2 separate regions of the Homo sapiens genome follow, and region 1 is linked to region 2. Evidence: chromatin loops called from intact Hi-C (ENCODE). Cell type or tissue: dorsolateral prefrontal cortex. All regions are shown on one strand. Each heading gives the region's core, and the rest is flanking DNA. Links, peaks and the distances in the headings are about the cores only. Region 1 overlaps TMEM132A (transmembrane protein 132A). Region 2 overlaps CD6 (CD6 molecule).

Region 1 (8,862 bases), core at 1-5,000, 58 kb after region 2:
ATTGCCGGATGGACCTCTACTTCTTCCTGCTGGCTGGCATTCAGGCCGTCACGGCTCTCCTATTTGTCTGGATCGCTGGACGCTATGAGAGGGCGTCCCAGGGCCCAGCCTCCCACAGCCGTTTCAGCAGGGACAGGGGCTGAACAGGCCCTATTCCAGCCCCCTTGCTTCACTCTACCGGACAGACGGCAGCAGTCCCAGCTCTGGTTTCCTTCTCGGTTTATTCTGTTAGAATGAAATGGTTCCCATAAATAAGGGGCATGAGCCCTTCCTCACGACCATGGTCCATGACAAGGGGCAGGGCAGAGGGGGCCTGGATGGGAGTCCTTGTGGGGGACCAGGCAGGGGACTTGGATCAACAAGCACCAGACGAGTGGCGGGGGCAGGCGAGAGGCTCAGTGGGACCTCCACCCTCGTTGCCCCAGCTGGTGGCTGACCAGGTGGCTGTGGAGGGTCAGGAGCTGCCCCGGATCCTCTCCATGTAGTTGCGAAGCTCCTCAGGGTCCTTCAGCCCCATGTCCTCACACACCCAGCGGATGTCCTCCTCGCCTGCCACAAGGATGGACTGCACAGCAGGGGCCCCTACAGGCTCCTCAGGTGACTGGGCTGGAGGGGCTGGCGCAAATGTCACAAACTCTACTCGCTTCCGCCGCCCCCCAGCCTCCTTTCGGGCCAGGGTGCTTGAGGAGCTGGTGGTGCCCCCAGGAGGGCCAGGGGCCAGGGTAGGGGCCTCCCCTCCTCCCCCACTCTCACAGGGGCAGCTCCCCTCCCCCTTGGGCGGGCCAGGGGACTGCCGGTCCAGCTGGCGGCTCAGTTCCTCCTGGTCAGTGCCCAGCCAGACCCAGTTGTGGGGCTGGGGGGAGGTGGGGTCAGTGGCACTGTCGGGAGGTTCTTTGCGCTGATAGCGCAGGACGAAGACCACACCATTGACCAAGAAGATGAAGATGGCCACGCAGAAGACTCCCAGCAGGGCGTACATGCCCAGCTCTAGCTCAGTGACATGCTGAGGGGCAGGGACCATCTCCTCCTCCTCTTCCTCCTCCTCCTCCCTGGCTTCGGTCTCCTCCTTCCTGGCCTCCTCCTCTGCCCGCTCAAACTTGCCCCTCACACCTGTGTTGCCCCCGACACTGCCTGCCACCTGCCGTTTACCACCCATGGTGGCTTCTGTGGCTGGTGGGCTCCAAGCAGGGCTGGATGGGAGAGCAGGGGCTGGAGTGGAGGCAGGGGGCAGCCCCAGCCAGGCGGTGCCAGAGGCCAGAGGCACACGGTGGCGGCCCCGGCGGCAGGGCTCGGGCGGGTGCAGAGCCACATGCAGCGGCAGCCCCTCGGCGCCTGCCCCACTCACCACCACCCCGAGCTGGGCACCCTGCTCCTCAGCTGGCAGGATGGCACCAGGCTCCTCGGCTGAGACGGACAGTCCCAGGTCACGGCGGTCGTAGAGCTCAGCTGGGGCCACAGTGTGATCAGAGAAGGACAGCCATAGGGAGAGGGCCACCTCCTGTGGGGCACACAGACACAGGCAGAGACATGCGAGGGCACGCACGCATGCACAGAGAAACCACTCCCACAGAGATAGGCCACATGGAGGAGAGACCAGAGAGAAAACAGAGACACAGGCAGATAGACAAAACACAGGGAGAGAGGGGACGCGTGTCAATCACCTGTCTGCCACTCAGCCCTAGGGTCTGAGTTATTGGGAGGGTCCTCAGTTAGAGCCATCTAACCAACCTCCCACTGCCATACTCCAGCCACTGCTTGATCACCTCCAGCTGCAGAGAGCTCACTACCTCACAGAGTCAGTCCTCACTCTGAAAACCCTAAGGGGTCGAGGTACCAGGGTCCCTTCCTCCCATTCCCCTCTACCATGAGCCCCCATCTGGAGATGTTGACCTCATCCCCCTGACCCCCCAACTGTCACCTGCTTTGGGGCGGGAAGGGCTGACTGTGCCCAGCACGTAGCTGTGACCTCCCCGGGGTGGGCAGTGCCCCGGCTCAAGGTCAGCGAGATGCCCATCACTGGCTGCACCCTCAGCTCCAGCACTGAGACCTTGTCGTCCGTCACAGCCAGCGCCTGCTCCCCCAGGATGGAGTCAGACAGTGGGGAACGCACCTGAGGGTGGAAAGGAGCTGGAGGTGGGGGGCCTTCCATACAGACAGCCCCCACCCAGAGGGAACCGGGTGCTCCCAGCACCCTCACGGGCTGCCCTCCGGAGGTGGGGGAGGTCTTCGCCACGGACAGCCCCCACCCAGAGGGAACCGGGTACTCCCAGCAGGCTCATGGGCTACTATCCCTCTACTCTTTGCACCCCGGTGCATACCTGGACCCCAATCCCACACCTAGGGGGCAGTTCCCTTTTCCCTCAAGACCCGGTCCCCACACTACCCACACCTCAGCCCTTCATAGCTAGAGGGCTTCCCCCCTTATGCGGCCACCCCATTCTGAGCCTATCCCCAATCCCACTGCACTCAGACCTAGACCGCACAACTCCCCCACACACTCTGGGCTCCTGGCACACTCTTCACTCCCACCCACGAACATTTTGGGGGCCCCTCCACCCTTCTCAGGGGGTCTACTCTCCTGGTCCCCAGCTGCTTACCTCAATGGAGGTGACACCGGGCTCCCGGCCCACCACGACACGGCCACCCTCCAGAGAGGCTACACGCGAGTCCAGCACGCGGGCGTGTGGCGCCACGAGGTGGGACACGTCTAGCAGCCAGTCGGGGCCAAGCAGGTGCGTGAGGCGGCGGCCGCCGTCCAGCGGGTGGGCCGCGAAGGGGGCGAGGAAGCGCACACCGGCCCGCTGGTACTGCAGGTGGCAGCCACGGGCGCGCCGCTCGGCCTCATCCGACGCCTCTGCAGCGGGTTCCGCAGGCCTGCAGGGCGGGGAGGCCGGGACTGGCCGTCAGCGCTGAGCGGCCCCAGCCTGCCCAGGGCCCAGCTGCTGGAGACCCGCAGCTCGTCCCCGGCGGCTCCTAATCACCAGCAGCTCCTGTTTCTCAAACGCAGACATCCGCCCCTCTTGGGGTCAGGCCCTTCCACCTGCAGGCGAGCCGCCCCAGCCCACTCCCGACTGGCGCTGTGCCTCGATCACCGCTCTTGCTCCCAAGTGGACCGCAGGGGAGACGCTCTCTTACGGGGACCCTGGGGGCGCTCACTCTCTGAAGGGCCTGGAAGCTAGATTCCAGAGGCGTGGGCCACCTCTCCCTGGGTTTTGGGGAGCCCCCTCCGAGGGTGTTCATTTCCTGAGCTCTGTGTCATCTTAGGCTCTGAGGGTACGACCAGCATAGACAGACCGCAGCTTCAAGGGGCTGACATTCTCGGGGGAGGAGCGTGGAAAGGATGGACAGGCAACATTAACCAGTACTGACGTAGATTAGGAAGTGGAGGGTGCTACGGGAGAAGTGAGGCAGGGAAGGAGGAGAGGGATGCGGAAGTCAGCAATTTCACAGAAAGCGATCATTGGCTGGGCGGCCCAGGGTGGAGGTGGGCAGAAGGAACTGCAAGCAACAGGGCAGTTTTTCTGACCCCGACTTGGGCCCATGGCTGTGTCCCCTGCGCCCTCTCCGTCCCAGTGTGACTCGCCAAGGCCTGCCAGCTTCCTCAGGCCTCCACTCACCCTTCAGCAGGGCCAGGTACCCTCCAGCCGCGGACCTGCTCGAGGGTGGTGTCGGTGAGCTCGATACGCAGCGGTAGCAGGGGGGCCCACACGGTCAGCCGCAGCGAGGCGCGGAGCCGGCGCCACCAGAAGTCCACTCGCACCCCCCGGGCGCCCCGGCTCTCCTTGCCAGCCACGAACACGGCATCACAGGCCTCAGACACCTATGGAAGGGCAGAGGGCAGGTGGGCGGGCTAAGCCACTAAAGACAGGTGTGAGGCTGGGCCGGGTGGGTGGCTCATGCCTGTAGTCCCAGCACTCTGAGAGGCCGAGGTGGGTGGATCGCTTGAGTCCAGGAGTTTGAGACCAGCCTGGGCAACATGGCAAAACTCCCTCTCTACAAAAAATACAATAAATCAGCCGGGTGTGGTGGCACATGCCTGTAGTCCTAGCTACTGGGGAGGCTGAGGTGGGAGGATCCCTTGAGCCTGGGTAGCTGAGACTGCAGTGAGCCGGACTGTACCATTGCACTCCAGCCTGGGGACAGAGTGAGACTCTGTTTCAAAATAAATAGATTAAAAAAAAAAAAAAGGCATGGGCCAGAAGAGAGCAGCCCTGACCTCAGGCCGTAGGACGGGCTCCCACTGAGTTCAGCTCTGTGTGTCACTGGAATGCATGTTGCAGCAGGATTGTTGGTTAAGCCCCTGTTCTTTGTTTAAGATTTTACTGTAGGGGCCATTCCTTGAGGTTCCCTGGGGCTCAGTCAGGGGAACTGGCCATTGCATACCAGTCTTCCTCCTGGCAGAGCAGGGGTGTGAACCCAAAACTTTGGCTCCTTATTCATGCTGGCCTTTGACATTGCTCTTGGAGCCACCTGGCAACCAGCTACAGCCAGGTAGGCAGAGGTGGGACAAAGCAGATCTCCCACCAAGGCCCTCCAGCAGGAACCACACACATTTGAGCAAAGGACCACAAGTGGGGAAAGGCACCTTCCCCCTTCAGGTGGCTGGGATTTGCATACATGCAGACTCCATGCTTCCCCTCTTAGAACTTCAAGATAGAGGAAGTTGCTCTACCACCCTCCCTTTTATTTCACTTCACAATCACCGGTAATAATAATAATAATAATTTTTACCATTGTATAATTATTACATCATATTATAACAGCAATAACTGCCATTGTTTCAGCCCCTGCTATCTGCTAAATACTGTCTTAAAGTGCTTTTAATTCTTACAACAACCCGAAGATATGTTCTCATTTTAAAGTTTAGGTAACGAGGCTCAGAGAGGTTAAGAGACCAGCCCATGATCACAAAGCTGGTTGACAACAAAGATGTGTTTCAAACTAAAACTTTCTGATCCCAGAGTATGTGCTCTCGACTCTCTCAGGCCAGCGCACTTGCCAGTGCAATAATGAGCGTGAAAGTGTCTAAGGTCGGGGGGCTGTTAGGGTTACTTGACTCGGGAGAGAGGTGGCTGGAACAAAAGAAGTTGAAGCTGTGGTTCCTCCCATGAGGTTTCTCGTCTCAAGAAGAAGCTGTTCTCTTGGGGACCCACATGAGGAAGGAGGAAAGGTGTGTGTGCGTAACTGTGCCCACACAAATGCAGACTCACATGAGCTGGGCACCTGCCACTCACCTGCAGGACCTGTGTGTTGGCAGACTCGCAGCCGACATGCTCTGTCACCTCCACCAAGGCCCCCCCGCCGTCCACAGTGACAAGGCGCACGGGGACATGCTGGGGCACTCCAGTCAGTGGTGCTGTATTCACCAGCTCCTCAGCCTGGGGGTGGAGGAGGGGCTCAGCCCCAGGCCCCTCAGCTCATGGGGCTCCTGGGACTTGGCCTCCAGCCTTCCCAGGCAGAGATGGAGGTCTCCTTACCTTGGCCAGTGGGATAAGGGCTCTGATGTCCCGCTCAGACACCAGGATTTCCCACACCATTTTGTCCTTCTCTGCTTCAGGGGCCTGGCCTGGGTACTCCAGCTGCCACGTGACGGGGCGAGTGACCGCTACGCCCCCACCAGTGCTATTCTCCACCACAAAGTCCACCCATAGGAACTCAGACAGTTCAAGGGGACTGCTGGCCAAAGGAGACAGAGAAGCCAAATGCTTGCTAGCTGCCAGGCATGGCCTCAGCACTTCCTGCATTCATGATTATCCCCATTTTACACAGGAGGAAACTGAGGCACAGAGGTTACATAGCTCACTTAAGACCACACAGCAAAAAGTAGCGGGGCTGGGATCTAAACCCAAGCATCCTCGCTCTAGACCCCAAACTCTGACCCACTCTTGGCCTCTCTAAGATCCATGAAGCCATTTAACCACCTCCCACCTGGCAAGGTGGCTCACTCCCCTGCCTGCCCGGGCCCGCTTCCCCCAGACTTCCGCTTTCCACAGCCACTGAGGTGGCATGCGGGAGATTCACTTCCAGGTCCCAGGACCAGACACTTGACCCTCTGAATGATAAGCTTCCTTTGATCAAACAAAAACCTATGTGCTGGGAACCGTCCTGGGTGCCTGATATGTAGCACTGTATTTTATTTTCAAAAATGCTAAGGGATGCATTATTATTCCTATTTCACAAGTGAAGAAACTGAGGCTTGGGTAGGGGAATGTTAACTGGCTTGCCCAAGGTTTTGCCCATCCCAAAAGCATCAGAACCAGAATTCGAACTGGGGCTACTGAGTCCATGGCCTTGACCCAGGCTCAGGGCATGAATAAGAAGAGTTCACAACCGCAGAACTGCAGCTGGGCTTTTTGGGGGAATGTGAACGGCCCAGAGAAAGGATCATTTGGTGGAAGCAGGGGGATGGAGTAGTGGCTATGAGGGCTCTACCTGGGGCACAGGATTGGTTGGCATCTCTTAGAATAAGACTCACAGACACTTGCTATGCCTGGCACATGGCTGGGGCTGGGAAGATAGTGGCCGAATGAATGAATGAAGGAATGGATTATGCCTGCTTTGTGCTGCTTCCTTGAAAAAATCTGTCCTTGGGTCTGCTCACCTGGGGATCTAGAGGCAGCATGGCAGCCTCCAAATCTGCTCAACTGCACTCTATAACCAGCCCTCCCTCCTTTGCCCCCTGGGTGGAGGGAAACTGCCCACCTGGAATCTGGCTCTGTGAGCCCAGCACGGTGGCAGGTGATGAGGGTGGTGTGGTGCCTGGAGCCCTTGAAGCGGTCCAGCTTGGCAGTCCAGAGTGTGGGCTGGGCTGGGCGGGCGGCTGTCACATGCAGCCCCTTCTTCACCTTGATCCTGGGGAAGAGAGTATAGGCTCAGTTTGGCAAGGTGCATGCTGAACTGTGGGCTGGATTGAAGGGGAAAGACAAGGAGCCAAAGCCATCTGACCTCCCTGGCTCCAGTCTGAATCTCCTCTTCACCATCCTCCAACCCAGAAGGACCCCGCCTCAGTGCAGCTCACACCTTACAGCTCTCCCCCACCCAAAGACCACTTACGCCTCCCCACTGCCCATAAGGTCAAAGCTTAGCCGGGCATTTGGGGGCCCTCCAGGGTCTGGTCCAGCCTTAACTTCGGTTGTGACATCTCTCCATGCACTCTCTGCTTCAGCTACACACAAGTTTCCCACACACACGGCACCCATTCGTGACTCCAAGCCTTTGCCCAGTCTGTGCCTTCAGCCTGCTCTGCCCTTTCTTACTTTACCTGCTGATGCTTTAAGCCTCCAACAACTCACAGACCATTTCCTTTAGAAAGCTTTTCCAGTGGTGGGATGAATTTCCCCCTTACTGCACCCACTCACCTGAGCTCCCACCGCACTTTGAACCTCCCTCAGTGCTTACACACCCACATGCCTTCTAATCCAATTCATGCCCATCCAGCTCCCTTCCCTACCACTGGGGCCCCTTTCTGCCAGATAGGGACTGGCCCTTGCTCGTGTTTGGATCTGCAGAGTGAAGACACAGGGCTTGGCAGGCTGTAAGTGTCTAGGAAAGATCTGCTTAATAAGAGTGAGCATAGGAGGGCGTAGGAGATGGGGAGACACAGAGACGGGACATGCACAAACCCAGGCAGGGCTTGAAACTAGGTCTAGGTTTCAAAGCATGTCCACAGACCGCTCTTCGATCCTCAGGAAAGATATCATTACAAAGTGAGCAAGTCCCAGTGCCTCACCCTAACCAAGCCCAGGACTATCCTGCCTAGAACTCAGGCTTCTCAGAATCTTAAAGCCTAAGAGATGCCTCTCCCATGGATTCCTGCGCTGGACTCCAGAAGCAAGTCATACTCTGCAAGCCCTTGCCGGGTGAACTGGGTAGGTGGGTGGGGGCTGCTTTGGGGGAACTTATTACGGAAAAGGACACAAAGAATCAGGGCCTTCCTATGGGGAAGAGCAAGCTCTGTCCAAAGGCTAGACTCCTACGGCGAGGGTGGCAAGGAGGGACAGCATGTAGGTGAACGTGATTGGGGCAAATATCCCTCTCTGGAGCACTGGAGCAAGAGCTCACACTTAGGTACTGCAGTCTCTAAGCCCTTTGCGGGTTCCCCTCCCTGGAGACTTGCAGCTGCCCTGAAGGTGGACCGTTAGCCCCATTGGACAAAGGAATCTCAGGGAGGTGCCAGGGGAAGGGGCAGCTTCCTACTTCTGACTCTAATTCCAGGGCTGTGCCCATGGTGGGCTCCTACCAGCACAGTCATGGCTTTTTACCTGGAAGGAGTTTAGTTTGGTGGACACATGTTTTGCAGAGGTCAAGGATTCCAGCAAGGACCCCAGGAGGAGCAGGTACCTGTCCCTAGTCTTCCCACAGAGGTTCCCACCCTCACCCATCCCCGTGGCCTGGTGCTCACCGCAGGGTCAGGAGGCTGGCTGTGAAGTTGTGCCGAAGCAGGAGGGTAGCACTAAAGAGCTGGCCGGGCCGCACTGGCATGTCAGGCACCCGCAGAGTCACAGCCTCGTCCAGAGGTACCTCCTGGTACTGCGGGGGGTCTGCTGGGCGCAGCTCCACACCCCCCACTGGGAGGGCCTGCTCCCCAGGGTCGTTCTCCTCGCCGGAGCCACAGCCCCCAGGGCCCTCAGCTGCAGGCTCAAGCGTGTAGGCCAGCTCGGCCCGTGTGGTGGAGGCCTGTGAGAACCAGTGCGAGGGAAGCTCCAGCTCCACCACGCAGGCGCCCAGGGATGGCTGTGAAGACACGACAGCAGTAATTGGCATGGGGGTGGGTGCAGGGCGAGGAACAGGATTCTCAGCACCCATGGCAGGAAACCCAGAGCTGGAGGGGCTCATGAAAGGGAGGCCCAGCATGGGCCGGAG
Region 2 (9,611 bases), core at 1,862-6,861:
AATGCAGCTGCTAAAAATTTATTTATTTATTATTTTTATTTTATTTTATTTTATTTTTTTTTTTTTTGAGACGGAGTCTCGCCCTATCACCCAGGCTGGAGGGCAGTGGTATGATCTTGGGCTCACCGCAACCTCCATCTCCCAGGTTCAAGCGATTCTCCTGCCTCAGCGCCCTGAGTAGCTGGGACTATAGGCACGCACCACCATGCCTGGCTACTTTTTTTATACTTTTAGTAGAGATGGGGTTTCACCACGTTGGCCAGGCTGGTCTTGAACTTCTGACCTCAGGTGATCCACCTGCTTTGGCCTCCCAAAGTGCTGGGATTACAGGCATGAGCCACCATGCCCAGCCAAAAATTTAAAATTATAAATGTGACTCACATATTGACATCAGACAGTGCTGTATGGGGGGAAGGTACCTATGTACCTTACAAGGCCTTGAGTTCAAAGGCTTGGGCTGGAGTCCAGCTCTGTTCCTTATTAGTGGAGTGACCTTTGGCCAGTCACTTTGCCAGTCTGAGCCTTAGACTGTCATCCATGAACTGGAGTTAATAATGCTTCTCTCAGAAGGCTTTTTGTCAGCAAGTATTTTGTCAGAAATATTGCAAAATCTGCGGCCCAAAGGAAGAGTATCCCCAAGGCCCACGGGGAGGTCAGGCTCCCAGTGCAGCGCAGTGATCTCCCGGATAGTCCAGCTGCTGCTCTGGAGCACTGCCAGGACAGGGCAGGGTGTGCCTCTCTGCAAGACTGGCACCAGGCCCTTGTGACTAGTGTCCCCGAACCTTGGGAGAGGCGTGCTCCCTGCTAACCTGCAGACCACCGTGCATCTTGTGTATGAAGACTGGCCTTTTGTCCCGAGCAGTGATGACAAATGCTACGTGAACCCTGGTGGGCCCGCCTCCCGAGGCCCTGGCTCAGACTCCAGGTATTCAAGTGGAGCAGGACTGGTTCAGGGAGCTGTCCGGAAACACTCACCTGCCCCTTGCCCAGTGGCCGGGAAGCTGGACTGGGATTCCTGGTTTGCAGGTTTGGGAAGCAGCCAGATGGACTCCTAGTTTTCTACTCCCAACCCACACTGATGGGAGCAGCTACTTATCTCGGGCATCTGGGGTCCAGAGTGCAGGGGGATAAGGGAAGGATGTTGTGATGCTTCCCACTGCTCTGATAGGGAAAGGGGAGGCCCCAAGGCACGTCGAGCACCCGTCACAAATCTGGCACAGCTCAGCAGTAATGGCTGACATTTATTCAGTATGATTTAATTGTCAAAGCAAGACCACGAGATGGGGAAACTGAGGCACAGAGCGGTTTAGTATCTTGCCTAAGATTACACGGCTAGAAAATGGCCAAGCTGGGAATTGAACCCAGGCTGTCTGCTTGCAGAGGCCACATTCGTAACCACACCACTCCCCCGGGTTGGAATCCAACATCCTGATTTCTGCTTTGGTGATCATGCCAAGGGCGAGAGGCAGGAAGTTTTGACAACCCTGGAGGCTTTCCAAACTCCTTTCTCCTCTGCAAGTGTCAACCAGCACTGAGTTTAGAAATGATAACCCACCCTTCCCCCGCAATGGTGACACAACTCAGAACCCAAGATCCAGGGACTCATTTCCCAAAAGATCCCAGACTCCAAAGATAAGCAACAACTAGGAAACCTTCCTTCTCCGGGGCAGGGGGTCCTGGGTGGCATGTGTCATCCCACAGACCTCACAGCAGGGAAAAGATGAGACTTAATAGTCTCACCTCGCACTGCCCCCACCCCTTCCCCACTTGCTCTCAAATATGGGGCTCACTCCAGCACTGTCTAGGGCCTGAGGATGCATCGGCCAATTGGAAGAGGAGGGCCAATGAATTTAGGGGAGGAAGCTCTGAGTGAGAGGGTGCTGGAACTGTCCTAACTATTTTCTTTTTAGAAATGCCCTTGGTATTGTTAATGGTGAGCAATTAATAAAACAACTAGAAAGAAGGGAACGCCTGTAATTCCATTAAAATTAGAAAGATGCGGGCTGGGCCTGGTGGCTCACATCTGTAATCCCAGCACTTTGAGAGGCTGAGGTGGGTGGACTAGCTGAGGTCGGGAGTTCGAGATCAGCCTGGCCAACATGGCGAAATCCAGCCTCTACTAAAAATACAAAAATTAGCTGGATGTGGTAGTGCATGCCTGTAGTCCCAGCTACTCAGGAGGCTGAGGTAGGAGAATCGCTTGAATCCGGGAGGGGGAGGTTGCAGTGTGCTGAGATTGCAGCACTGCATTCTAGGCTGGGTGACAGAGCAAGACTTCATTTCAAAAAAGAAAAGAAAGAAAGAAAAAGAAAAAAAAAAAGACGCATGCGCTGGCTCATACAAGTAATATAATTCAATTGGGAGGGGATAAATGTGTTCAACCTTTGAGGGGACTTGGACTTGAAGAGCCTGTGACACCCGGTTGGGCTGAGTTTACTTTGTCAAGAAACTGAAGCTGTCACAGGCTCAGTCACACAGTGCTGTCCTAGCCTGCAGAGGTGACTGGCTGCTGTGACTAGACCAGCTTATACCCACTTGGCTCTCCAAGGCCAGGAAGGCTAGAGTGACTTCTCTCCCCTGGCGCCCAGAGGAAAGTCAGCAGTTTGGTGCTTTGGTATTATTTTACATGTACACTTATCTCCCGAATACCTGTCCCAGTTCCTAGCACGTGGAACAAGTTCAGCAAGTGTTAATGAAACGGAACATAGATCGGTAATAAACTCATTTCTCAGCTTTCAGGAGAACTTGGCTCATGTGCTTTCATTTTCTTGAGAGAGAAAGAGAAAGAGAGTGAGTATTATTTGGTATTATGTTACAGGATTTTGGTTTGTTTTCACACTCCCCAGTTATACCACAGCAGGGCTTGGGGACACAAATAAAACAATTTACTCAATTGACAGAGACGGATGGAAGTTAAGGCTCAAAGAGTCCCAGTCCCAGAGGACTGCAGTCACTCAGGTCAAAGAAATTCAGCTTTTTTTTTTTTTTGGCGGGGGTGTTGGGGAGGGGATGAGTCTCACTCTGTTGCCCAGGCTGGACTGCAGTGGCACGATCTCGGCTTACTGCAACCTCCGCCTCCCAGGTTCAAGCAATTCTCCTGCCTCAGCCTCCTGAGTAGCTGGGACTACAGGTGTGTGCCACCACGCCTGGCTAATTTTTTGTATTTTACTAGAGACAGGGTTTCACCGTGTTGCCCAGGCTGGTCGCAAACTCCTAAGCTCAAGCAATCCCCCTGCCTCAGCCTCCCAAAGTGCTGGGATTACAGGCATGAGCCACCGCGCCCGGCCAGAAATTCAGCCTTTTTACCTTTCTTTTGCCCCTATGTCACAGGACAGATGATGTTCACCTGTGTGATACCTTCCATGCATGCCCAGGTTTCATCTCCCCTCCTCTCTGTCACCAAATCCAAGGGGAAGTAAAAGACAACGTTTCCTACTCGCCTCTGTAAAAAACTTAAAAGATAAGATCAACATGACTTAACAGGCTTTGAGGTACGTTCAATTGCTGGGACTCCCCCTCCTCTCCCAAGAAAGTGAGAGGGCGTGAGCCATGTTCTCCTGAAAGCTGAGAAATGAGTCTGTTGCCAGCCTGCATTCAGTTCCATGAACATCTGCTGAACTTGTTGCATATGCTGGGAACTGGGGCAGGTATGATATGAGGGAGATGAGTGTGAGCGGGATGATCGAGGGAGCAGGAGATCCCAGGCACCAATTCATCTGGGAAACAGCCTCCATTCTCGGGAAATTCGTCTTTCATGACTTAGACAGGGACTCTGGGGACAGATAGAACAGTGATCTAAACCCATCTCTGCTGATTACTGGCTGTGTGACCTAGGGAAAGTCACTGAGCCCAGCTAGGTTTCATCTTTAACCTGGCACTGGGCATGATAAATGAGCCAAACAGAAGAAGAGTGCACGGGTGGGTGATCTTCGTAAAACGCTTAGGACGCGGTATATGGTAGCTGTGGTTGTTATTATCCTCCAACCTGAGGCTTTCATCCCTTTTCTCTCGTTTGGCCCTTGGTAGCTATGGGACGGCAGCTGGCTATTGATTCTACATTCCATACCAGGCAGAAAGATGACTCTGACAGCTCCTTAGCCTTCTTTTCTGCAAGGGGGTGATTCTGGTTCTCTGAAGGCTGCATTCTCTCCTCCTCACTCCTCGCCTTTCTTGTGAACCTTATCTGAGCTGCTGCAGACTCTCAACTTGGCTGCACCCTTCCCCGGCTCTGCAAACATCCAGTGTTCCTAGGGAGGAGATGTGGGCTGTAGTTGCTGTGGTAACAGGAGTTCCTCTAAAAGAAAAGTCTCCTGGGGTCCTGGCTCCAAGGCTGGCTCAGGCTCCCGTGCCAGACCGTGCCTTCTTTCCAGCTACCAGGTGGTAAAATGAGAAGGTCCCATGGAGGGTTGCAAGCAGCTCAGTAAAATCCCAAGGGATAAGAGTAGGGATTTGGCTCCAAGAGAGCACAGCAGGCCAGAAACACTGGCATGTCACCAGCCCCATCTTCTTGATCCCCCGCCAGACTTTAGACCACTGAGAGGAGGAGAAGAATATTCAGGTGCTTCTTTTATTTATTTATTTATTTTAATTTTAATTTTTTTATTTTTTTTTATTTTTGGAGACGGAGTCTCACACTGTCGCCGAGGCTGGAGTGTAGTGGCACGATCTTGGTTCACTGCAACCTCTGCCTCCCAAGTTCTAGTGATTCTCCTGCCTCAGTCTCCCTAATAGCTGGGATTACAGGTGCACGCCACCATGCTCGGCTAATTTTTGTATTTTTAGTAGAGACCGGGTTTCACCATGTTGGCCAGGCTGGTCTTGAACTCCTGACCTCAGGTAGTCTGCTCACCTTGGCCTCCCAAAGTGCTGGGATTACAGGTGTGAGCCACAGCGCCCGGCCCTCAGGTCCCTCTTTTAGAATTCCCATTCAGTAGGTCTTGGTTGGGAAAAAACCATCTACCACATCATAGGCATCAGAAAGAACACTGGATTGAAATTAAACATGCCTGGGTTAGAAACCCAGCTTCCTCCTTACTATAGTGTGACCCTGGGCGAATCTCTTCACATGCCCCCCTTGCCTCCCTCACCTCATAGTTATATATAAAAAAAAAAAGCCTCACAAGCTGGGCACAGTGGTTCACACTTGTAATCCCAGCACTTTCAGTGGCTGAGGCAGGAGGATTGCTTGAGGCCAGGAGTTTGAGAACAGCCTGGGCAACACAGTGAGACCCTATCTCTACAAAATAAATTTAAAAATAAAAAAATGAGGCTGGGTGCTGTGGCTCACGCTGTAATCCCAGCACTTTGGGAGGCCAAGGTGGGTGGATTGCTTGAGCGCAGGAATTTGAGACCAGCTTAAGCAACAAGGCAAAACCTTGTCTCTACCAAAATTCAAAAAATTAGCTGGACATGGTGGTGTGCACCTGTGGTCCCAGCTAGTCGAGAGGCTGAGGTTGGATCACTTGGGCCGAGGAGTTTGAGGCTGCAGTGAGCCAAGATGGTGCCACTGCACTCCAGCCTGGGCAACAGAGTGAGATCCTTTGTCTCTCTCTCTATAGATATATATACATATATATATACATATATATAGATATATATGAATAAATAAATAAGTAAATTAGCTGGACACATGCTTGTAATTCTAGCTACTGAGGAGGCTGAGGCAGGAGGATCACTTGAGCCCAGGAGTTCGAGGTTGCAGTAAGCTATGATCATCACTGCACTCCAGCCTGGGCAACAGGGTGAGATTCCACCTCTAAAATGAAAACGAAACAAAAACCTCACAGGGCTAAGGAAAGATTACCATAAAAACCCCCAATACCTGGCCCATGGCAAATGCCCAAGATCTTGTGGAATCAATGACTATACCTGCAAATACGTGAAAGATGAATATGTGTGCATATATGTATCGTAGATGGAAAAAACAGATGAAAAACAACATATTCAGGATGATCATAGCCTTATGGATATTGTGCAGAGAAAAATGGCTGATGAGGCCAAACGCGGGGCTCACGCCTGTAATCACAGCACTTTGGGAGGCTGAGGCGGGTGTATCACCTGAGGTTGGGAGTTCAAGATCAGCCTGACCAACATGGAGAAGCCCTGTCTCTACTAAAAATACAAAACAATTAGCCAGGCATGGTGGCGCATGCCTGCAATCCTAGCTACTCGAGAGGCTGAGGCAGGAGAATCGCTTGAACCCAGGAGGTGGAGGTTGCGGTGAGCCGAGATTTAGCCATTGCACTCCAGCCTGGACAACAAGAGTGAAACTCCGTCTCAAAAAAAAAAAAAAAAAAGAAAGAAAAAGAAAAGAAAAGAAAGAAAGAAAGAAAAGGAAATGGCTGATGATACCTCATAGATTTCAAGAGGCTCATACCTTGATCTGAAAGCTATACCCTTTTGTATAAATTATAGAAAAAATTGTTCACATGCAGATGTGTGCAGGGATACTTTCTGCGGAACTGTTTGTAACAGAAGAAAATTAGAAGTACTCTAACCATCCATCAGCTGGAAATAAACAGACTGTATTGTATCATAGGCTGGATTATTCCATTGCAGGAATGAACTAGATGCATATCTATCCACTTGGTTAGATTTTGAAAACAAGGAGAAAAGTATAATAAGTTTCAGAACAATATGTCCAGTAGGGTACAATTTATATAAAATATAGTACATGTCTCAATACCATCCATTGTGTATGGAGACACTTTTTGTGTAATAGGAGTATAAAAATGTGGGAGAAAAGGGTACACACACCACACTTTGGAGTGTGTGTTCTAGGGAGGAAAGGATAAGAATTATTTCAACAGTATCTGTATGGTTTTCTTTCTTATTAATATAGATCTGAGCAAATACGGCAAAAGTGTAAACATTTTCTAAGTCTGGGTGGTGAGGACGCATTGGGTTCATTAAAACATTCTCAGGCCAGGCGCGGTGGCTCACGCCTGTAATCCCAGCACTTTGGAAGGCCGAGGCAAGTGGATCACTTGAGATCAGGAGTTCAAGACCAGTGTGACCAACATGGTGAAACCCCATCTCTACTGAAATACAAAAATTAGCCGGGTGTGGTGGTGTGTGCCTGTAGTCCCAGCTACTTGGGAGGCTGAGACAGGAGAATCACTTGAACCCAGGAGGCAAAGGTTGCAGTGAGCCGAGATTGCACCACTGCACTCCAGCCTGGGTGACAGTGCGAGACACCATCTCAAAAGCAAATAAACAAATAAACAAATGTCATTCTCAATGCATTTCTGTATGTTTGCAATATTCCTCTCTAACGAAATGTCTGGAAGATTCTACAAGAGGCTAGTAACAACAGTTATCTTTGAAGGTAGCTATTGATAAATTTTTAAATTTTTCTGTTTTTGTATTTTCTAAATTCTGTACTATTTTTACTAAATAAAATTTTAGTAAAATAAAATAAAACAAAATAAAAACAAAAAAATTTTAAAATAAAAGCATATATGAAAAACCTTTGTAAATTGTCCGAGTCATATCAATGCACCCTGCCAACGATTTTTCTGCCCTTCTCTGGGTAAGAAAGCCATGGGTTTTTATAGTTTTAAATTCTTGAATCTCCTTAACAATGCTCAGAAGTAAGCACTGTTATTATCACTATCGTGCAGGCGGGGAAATGTAGGATTCAAGAGACAAGGAACTTTCTGGGACAATAGAGCCCCTAAGAGGCAGAGCAGGGATTTGAACCCAGAAAGAGGGTTTCCTGGGCTCTGATAAACACCTCAGGGTGTGCTGTGAATGCTCAACAAATTCTAGTTACTCTTATTATTAATGGAAGTCCCTAGAACTCACTTCACCTCCCGCAGCATTTCTTGAGCCATGCTGCGCTCTGCCGTGGAAAGTAAAGGTAATAGAGCCCGTGGTCCAGCCTGGAGGCCAGATGTTAAGAGCTGACTCGAATGTTGTCTCTCTGAGGTAGGTGCAGAGGCAGGAGACATGCTTGAGGAACCTGGAGGAGGGACAGGGCTGCTCTGCAAGTGGTGGGGCTGGTGAGTGAGTCCAGGAAGGTATTGCCGGGGAGGTGCCCTTTGGGCCAGGACTTCAAAGTCAAGGAGCATTTCGCTGAGGCAAGGGAAGCAGATCCACATTTCCCGAGGACTTCCTCTGTGCCGAGTGCTTCCTCTGTGCTGAGTGCTTTACAGACGTTGCCTCATGGCTACCTTGTGAGGAGACACTATTATGAAACCCATTTTACAAAGAGGCTCAGGGAAATTAAGTTCCTAGCCCACGGTCACATAGCCTGGCATTGATAGAGCCAGAATTCAAATCCAAATTTGAATTTGTTCCCCAGATTCACTCTTTCTACTCTTCAGGCGCCCTCAACAAGTAGCAAGAGTTAAGAAGGCATTCTAGGGAGAGGGCACAGCTCGAGCAAACACCTGGAGGTGGGACAGAAGCTGGTGGGCCAGGCTAGACACTCAAGGTATTAAATTCAAGAATAGAATTCCCCAGAGCAAGACCCTCTGTGCAAAGGCTGGGCTAGGTTTCTGCAGGCTGGAGGAGGGGAGTGAGGAGGGGAGTGAAGGCTGAAACTGCTGAGCTCTCAGCGATTTTCCAGGGGGCCTGCCCCCACCCACTGGCTCTCAGGAGGGGCCCTGGTTCTAGGTCTCCCAGAGCTGCAGCAGAAGCAGTTTTAGCTTGTGTGTGGGCAAGGGGTGAAAATCCTCCCCGCTCCAAGGGGTGATGCTGAGACCTTTCCAGGGTGGCCTAAAGCCCCCTAAGAGAAGGCCCCCTTGAGATCAGACATCCAGAAGCCATCAGACATCATCAGCATCCATCCTTGGAAGGAAACACAGCCTCTCCAGAGCAGGTGGGAGTGTAGGCTGGGCTGGGACCAGAAAGTCTCCTTGGGGTGTCAGGGACCGGCCCTGGCAGCTACGCTCACCAGACACATGTCCTGTGCCCATCCATGTCCTAACAACAGCCCCCTCCTCACCTACCACTCACCTCCTCTCTTTAAATAAATCCAGATTCAAAGAGAACCTGGGGGAGGCACCAGGGATGTTCAGACTAATGCTTTGTGGCCACCTTGCGTCCTTAACAGCTGGGGGCTGACAGCGGCCAATGGCCATGTGGATCTACGTGGCTCAGAGTGCCAGTGGATTCAGGAATTCAAATTCAGGAAAAAAATATGGGTTCCTTGGAAGGAAGGTAACATCTGAATGCCCACTGTGTGCCCCAGCTTTATGTATACAGCACGCACCGTCTTATTCATCTCCATGAGGAGCCTGTGAAGGCTCAGTGTTCCAGATGAGAAAACTGAGGCTCCGCAGCATGAAATGACTTGCCCAAGGCCACAGTTACTAAGAGGCGGAGCCAGACTTCCAGTCTCTCTAATCTGATCTCACACTCTCAGCTCTCAGCCCACACGGCTGTCCCCTACTCCTCTTCACAAGTCACTTACAGGATGCTTCTGAGGCGGCTCAAAGTCCTTCTGAGTTCCCATCTATCTTAACCCTTGGTCAGGGAGATGCCACTCATTCATTCCATTCTCTCAGCTAGGCTCTGGGCCAGGCCCCATGCCCTGGTGGAGGATACAGATGCACTCGTGGTTGATTACGATCAGTTATAAATGCTATCCTTGGGCTTGGAACTAA

Evidence for each region. Peaks named below come from ENCODE experiments on the same cell type or tissue, not always from the same donor. Only the 100,000 strongest peaks of a DNase experiment are listed, where the experiment ranks them.
Region 1: a loop joins it to region 2, with 3 times the contacts of the local background. A loop is called at or near these places in 2 of 110 quality-filtered maps.

What each region holds. Positions count from the first base shown.
Region 1 is chr11:60,928,500-60,937,361 of GRCh38, reverse strand. It overlaps TMEM132A (transmembrane protein 132A), which reads right to left. Exons shown (of 11, transcript NM_178031.3): 4 at 8,402-8,733; 5 at 6,703-6,852; 6 at 5,478-5,673; 7 at 5,235-5,378; 8 at 3,618-3,820; 9 at 2,598-2,874; 10 at 1,919-2,110; 11 at 203-1,498. The coding sequence ends at 455. SLC15A3 (solute carrier family 15 member 3) reads left to right here. Exons shown (of 8, transcript NM_016582.3): 8 at 1-278. The coding sequence ends at 143. Among named protein-coding and RNA genes, the nearest start is that of TMEM132A, 8.5 kb to the right of the region's middle. RefSeq lists a silencer at 1,189-1,338. In dorsolateral prefrontal cortex, for the core only: no CTCF peak of the experiment used is centred there; no DNase peak of the experiment used is centred there; H3K27ac peaks cover 1,425 bases.
Region 2 is chr11:60,987,835-60,997,445 of GRCh38, reverse strand. All of the region lies in intron 1 of CD6 (CD6 molecule), which reads right to left. It also overlaps the pseudogene TRA-TGC10-1. Among named protein-coding and RNA genes, the nearest start is that of CD6, 21 kb to the right of the region's middle. RefSeq lists an enhancer at 8,018-8,107. In dorsolateral prefrontal cortex, for the core only: no CTCF peak of the experiment used is centred there; a DNase peak (open chromatin) is centred at 4,261.